Regions from separate parts of the Homo sapiens genome. Here region 2 is linked to region 1. A link is an interaction called in ENCODE POLR2A ChIA-PET data of the cell type or tissue named here. Cell type or tissue: PC-9. All regions are shown on one strand.

Region 1 (2,500 bases):
GTGAGACTCATTGACTAGTCCAGCACCAGTGCCCCTTCCCACAGCCTGTGGAGTCCTCAGTCTGGCCCTGGTGGCTCCTGGGCCCGACAGGCTGCCTCTGCTCTGCCATCTGGCATTGCTCTTTCCAGAGGCTTCCCCATTCTTGGCCTTCTGCCTTCTGAGGTCATGTTCTTCATGAGATACATTCTTGAGCTCTAAGTCCTCAACTGACCCTCAAATCCCCCTGTTCATGCCAACTCCCACCCCTGTCATGGTCCCTGTTGGGGAAGGCAGCAGGATCCACACTCCATCCAGTGAGAATCAAGGACATCTGGAAATGTCCCAGGCTCTCCTCAGTTCTGCAAGACTGAGCCTGTCACTCAGGGGACGTGAACTGTGGGATTGGGGATGACAGGCTTCTGCTTGGAGTCATCTGCACTTTGATTTTCCTGTGGTCTTTCCACCAATTCAGACTGTGTGAGCACCACATTCCTGAGAGTCCCACTTCCAGTCCTGCTGCATTTGGCACCCCCTACTTCCCTGCCCGGGGGCGGGGCCTGCCCAGTGAGGCTGGAGAATCCTCATGGGCCAGGCTAGACTCTGCCACAGAAGCCCCTTCTTCCCTTCTCATGCTTGAGGTACAGCCACCAGCTTTGGCCTCGCAGGCTAGAGCTGCTTCCTGTTTGTGCTGGAGGACAGTGGTCAGATTCAGCACCAGGGTAGGGGAGGATGCATGAGGAGATTCTGGGAGCTGTGGAGCCTGCCCGACACAGGCAGGACGGGCCCTTGATGCTTTCAGTACCTCAATCTGTGCCCTCAATGGGCTTCCCTACCCCAGGACCATGATGCCACCCTGGTGACAGAAAGTTCTTTGTCCAAATGGCCACTTCTGCCAGCCAGACTGTCCACAGGGCTCCTGTCAGCAGCAGATAGAGCCCTCATGGTCATGTGTGGCTTCCTGGTGCTGACAAAGGAGGGCTGGCTGTAATTACAGTCATAGCTGTTGGCTTAAAAAGTCTACCCTTGAAATCCCCACCTGATTCAAGGAGGCAGAGGTTGCAGTGAGCAGAGATTATGCCACCATACTCCAGCCTGGGTGTCAGTGTGACTCTGTCTCCAAAAAAAAAAAAAAAGTGACGGATCCCAACAATCACCTTGTCACCAACCTTTACTTGGTTGACCCATTCCACAAGAGACATTAAGCTGGGACCTGAGGGTCTACAAATCATCAAATAGCACCCCCTGTTCTTTGTCTTCGCATATCTGCTGGTGGTGGTACCAGAAGCCCCAGAGGCAAGTTGGCCCCTGTGATTAGTAACACAGCCCAGGAGGGAATGACTCATGCCCTTCCCACTTCCAGTCACCAGACGCTGCTAGATTCTAGATTCTGACAAGCTACCAGATCCCTTCCGGGGTCTGTGGGAGAGATTTCTCATTAGGTGTGCCTTCTTGGTGGTGTCTGATATGTTTCAACATTGGGCCCAGCGTTGGGCCCAGGTAATGCTCTGTTTCTGGGAAATTTCTTGCTGCCAAGCCTAGAATCTCTCTGGGGATTCAGAGTCAGGGTCTAAAGTTAAACAGCCCTGCTGAGATTCCCAGTTTGGCGCTGTGTGACTTTGGCAAGTTACATGACCTCCTTGTTTATCTAATGGAGAAATGAGTAGTTTCTGACCAGCAGGGCTGAAGTGAAGATGAAAGGCACAGAATATTCTGTAGTTAATAGATGGTTTCTAAGAGGAGAAGGGAGATTTTCTGCATACTTTCTTTGAAGGCAGTGATGCATGCAGCCACTGTGAGTCTGCGGGGACCTCCCACAGCCCTATCCAGATCCAGCCCCAAGCTCAAGAGCCACCACAAGTGGTGTGTGCTGAAGGGGACCCAGTGGGATATCGAGGCTGTTGAGAGATGGTACATCAAGGCACCTGGCACATGACAAGCACCTGATGCTGAAAAGTGTCTGTGATGACTGGCGTCATGGGGATGAAGCAGCTTAGTGCCTGGACAGGCCCCTTTTCCTCCTCCCGGGGTCCCCTAGGATGGCTCTAGGAGGATAGAGGCCCTCAGAAGGGCTCTCACTGGGCTCCTGGGCCTGAGGGGTGTGCAGTGTGTACAGGACTCCCTGAAAGGGCTCCCTGGGATGGAGGGCTTTTGGGGGGGCCTGTGGTTCTTCTCCAGCATGAGTCACAAACCACATCCTCCACAGTCAGCCGGATCCAAACCGATTTGACCGAGATCGGCTCTTCAATGCGGTCTCCCGGGGTGTCCCCGAGGATCTGGCTGGACTTCCAGAGTACCTGAGCAAGACCAGCAAGTACCTCACCGACTCGGAATACACAGGTAGACCCTGCCCTGTGGATCCAAGGCTAGGCATCCTGTGAGCTGATAGTTAGGTGGGCTGTGTGGGCTTGATCCCTGGTCAGGAGCTGAGGAGTGAGTGTTCTCAGCAGCCCTCCCACTGGAAGGATGGCTGGGGGGCCCTGTGGACAGAGTTAATCAAGGATGGCCTCCTGTCAGTCTTGGC
Region 2 (2,500 bases), 170 kb after region 1:
AAAGCAGCCGGAGCTGGCTAGGACAATGTGCATGTACTCCAGGGGGGACTTCATATGATAAAATTGGATGGAGGCCCAAGAAGGGACAGATGTAGCCTTAGCCTAGCTCTTGAGAGCACCAGGGCTCAAGGCTACCTTCCAGAAGAAAAGCGAGATAACTGAGAGGTGAGGATACATGGGCTCAAAATATTCTCTAGCCTGTGCTGAGGTGTGAGGTCCCCAAAGTCATGAGACTGATTCAATAAATGCATTTTCTTCTATGTTATAGGTTGAGGGCATTAGTCTTGTTTATAGATGAGGAAATGGAGGCTCAGAGAGATGTCGTGACTTAGCCAAAGTCAGTGAGTAGAGGCAGAGTCAGGACCTGAACTCTGGGGGTCTACCGCCAAGGTAACCCTGTTTTTATGTTTTAGTTACTCATACTTGAAGCAAACATGGTGGTCTTGGAACCTGTTTCTCAGCTGGAACCTGTTTCTCAGCTGGCAATAATTTCTTCAGTTGGAAACGGAGGTAAATTAATAGAACTAATTAAAAGAAGGGTCCTGCCGGGCACAGTGGCTCACGCCTGTAATCCCAGCATTTTGGGAGGCCAAGGAAGGTGGATCACCTGAGGTCAGCAGTTCGAGACCAGCCTGGCCAACATGGTGAAACCCCGTTTCTACTAAAAATACAAAAATAAGCCGGGCGTGGCGGCGGGCGCCTGTAATCCCAGCTACTCGGGAGATGAGGCAGGAGAATCGCTTGAACCCGGGAAGCGGAGGTTGCGGTGAGCCGTGATCGCACCCATTGTACTCCAGCTGGGCAAAAAGAGAGAAACACTGTCTAAAAAAAAAAAAAAAAAAGGTCAGTGGAAATGCTAGATGCTTAGCATATTTTAAAATTCAAAGGGGCTCTGGAAAATTCCCGCTGTAACGGTGAAAAATGTAGAATGCAACCGGAAGCTGGTGTAGAAGCGGGGGTTCTCCAGTCCCCAGCAGAGGCAGGGCCTCACTTGTCCCATCTCAAGTCCTGTTCCTTCCCTGTGGCCTCCTAGGCTTCGCCTCCTGCCCTCCACTGCGGGAGTTAGAAGAAGGAAAGAAAGAATAAAGATTAAAGTGTAGATAAACGAAACAGACAATTGAAAAACAGTAGACAGATTTCATAAAATCAAAAGTTCTTTTTTTGAAAAGATAAAATTGACAAACATTTACCTAGACTGACCAAGAAAAAGAGGGAAGTTTCAAAATAACGAAATTAGAGTTGAGAGTGGGAACATTACTATAGGTGTTACAGAAAGAAAAGAGATCATAATAGAATACTGCGAACAATGTACGCCAGCAAATCAGCCCACATGAAAGGGACAGCGTCAATTTCAGAGAATTGGCGCCGGGAGGGGCACGGGATCACCGTGCACAGTGAGTGCTGTACAAAGTGCCTGTGCAGCTCCCCGAAGCCGCAGGAGGGCGCCCGACTAAGCCTTTTCTGCCCTGCGTGAGGCGCATGCGTGTTCCGTCTGCAGCTGCAGACGCCCATCCTGGGAGTGGACACCAGCTTCGTTCCCTCTCAGCCCACTCGGGAAGCGCCACACGGCTTCGGCTTCGGACGATCCAGGGCCGCGTCCTCTGTGAGGAAACAGCTGTGACGGCTGAGGAGGGAGGGACCAGCTCTAACTGATTGCTTAAGTTGTTACAGATGGTACAGAGCCAGTGGCTGAGTTTTGTAAATCAGGTGTGTTCATTGAGCGAACTTTCCACTTCGGAATATTCAGCATCTGAGGAGGTTCAGTTTGATTTTGTCTATCGCTGGCGGGGCGCGGGCTGACGCCTGGGACCCCTGCACCTGGGGAAGCCGAGGAAGATCGCTTGAGCCCAGGAGTTCCAGACAAGCCTGGGCAACACAGCGAGACCCCGTCTCTACAAAAAAGAAAGAAAAATGTGTCTATCTCCAACCCAATGGTGAAATTAGGATGTCTGTAATCTCCTCGTAACATCCCGGATTATACATTATTACTTTTTTTACATTTCTTTTTTGTTCATTTTCAAAATTGGAAAATACATTCACTTGTCTTGTAAAAGTTTGTCGTTAAACATACTTGCAAATTATGTTTTGCAAGAGAAAAAAACTTTTATTTTTGTTTTTCTTTGTTGTAAGCAAGGGCAATGCAGGTCTTCTTTTTTGTCAGAATTTTTTGTTGGAAAGCTTATTTAATTTTCCACTTGTTTCAAAATATTATCCCATATTGATGAGTTGCACAGAATTTTTTTTTTTTTTTTTTTTTTGAGACAAAAGTCTTACTCTGTCTCCCAGGCTGGAGTGCAGTGGCATGATCTCGGCTCACTGCAACCTCCACCTTCCGGGTTCAAGCAATTCTCCTGCCTCAGCCTCCTGAGTACCTGGGATTACAGGCGCCCGCCACCACGCCCAGCTAATTTTTGTATTTTTAGTAGAGACGGGGTTTCACCATGTTGGTCAGGCTGGTCTCGAACCCCTGACCTCGTGATCCACCCGCCTCTACCTCCCA

What was found. ChIA-PET counts read pairs that join two places held together with the same protein. Peaks named below come from ENCODE experiments on the same cell type or tissue, not always from the same donor. Only the 100,000 strongest peaks of a DNase experiment are listed, where the experiment ranks them.
Region 2: POLR2A ChIA-PET joins it to region 1 with 5 read pairs; 1 of 35 experiments calls an interaction of 5 or more read pairs at or near these places.

The regions. Positions count from the first base shown.
Region 1 is chr17:16,417,933-16,420,432 of GRCh38, forward strand. It overlaps TRPV2 (transient receptor potential cation channel subfamily V member 2), which reads left to right. Exons shown (of 15, transcript NM_016113.5): 3 at 2,183-2,316. Among named protein-coding and RNA genes, the nearest start is that of TRPV2, 3.6 kb to the left of the region's middle. RefSeq lists an enhancer at 1,969-2,058. In PC-9, no CTCF peak of the experiment used is centred here; DNase peaks (open chromatin) are centred at 519, 1,359 and 2,209; H3K4me3 peaks cover 545 bases; H3K27ac peaks cover 2,077 bases.
Region 2 is chr17:16,582,974-16,585,473 of GRCh38, forward strand. No RefSeq gene overlaps it. Among named protein-coding and RNA genes, the nearest start is that of ZNF287, 15 kb to the left of the region's middle. In PC-9, a CTCF peak has its summit at 1,442 (motif pointing right); a DNase peak (open chromatin) is centred at 1,478; H3K4me3 peaks cover 803 bases.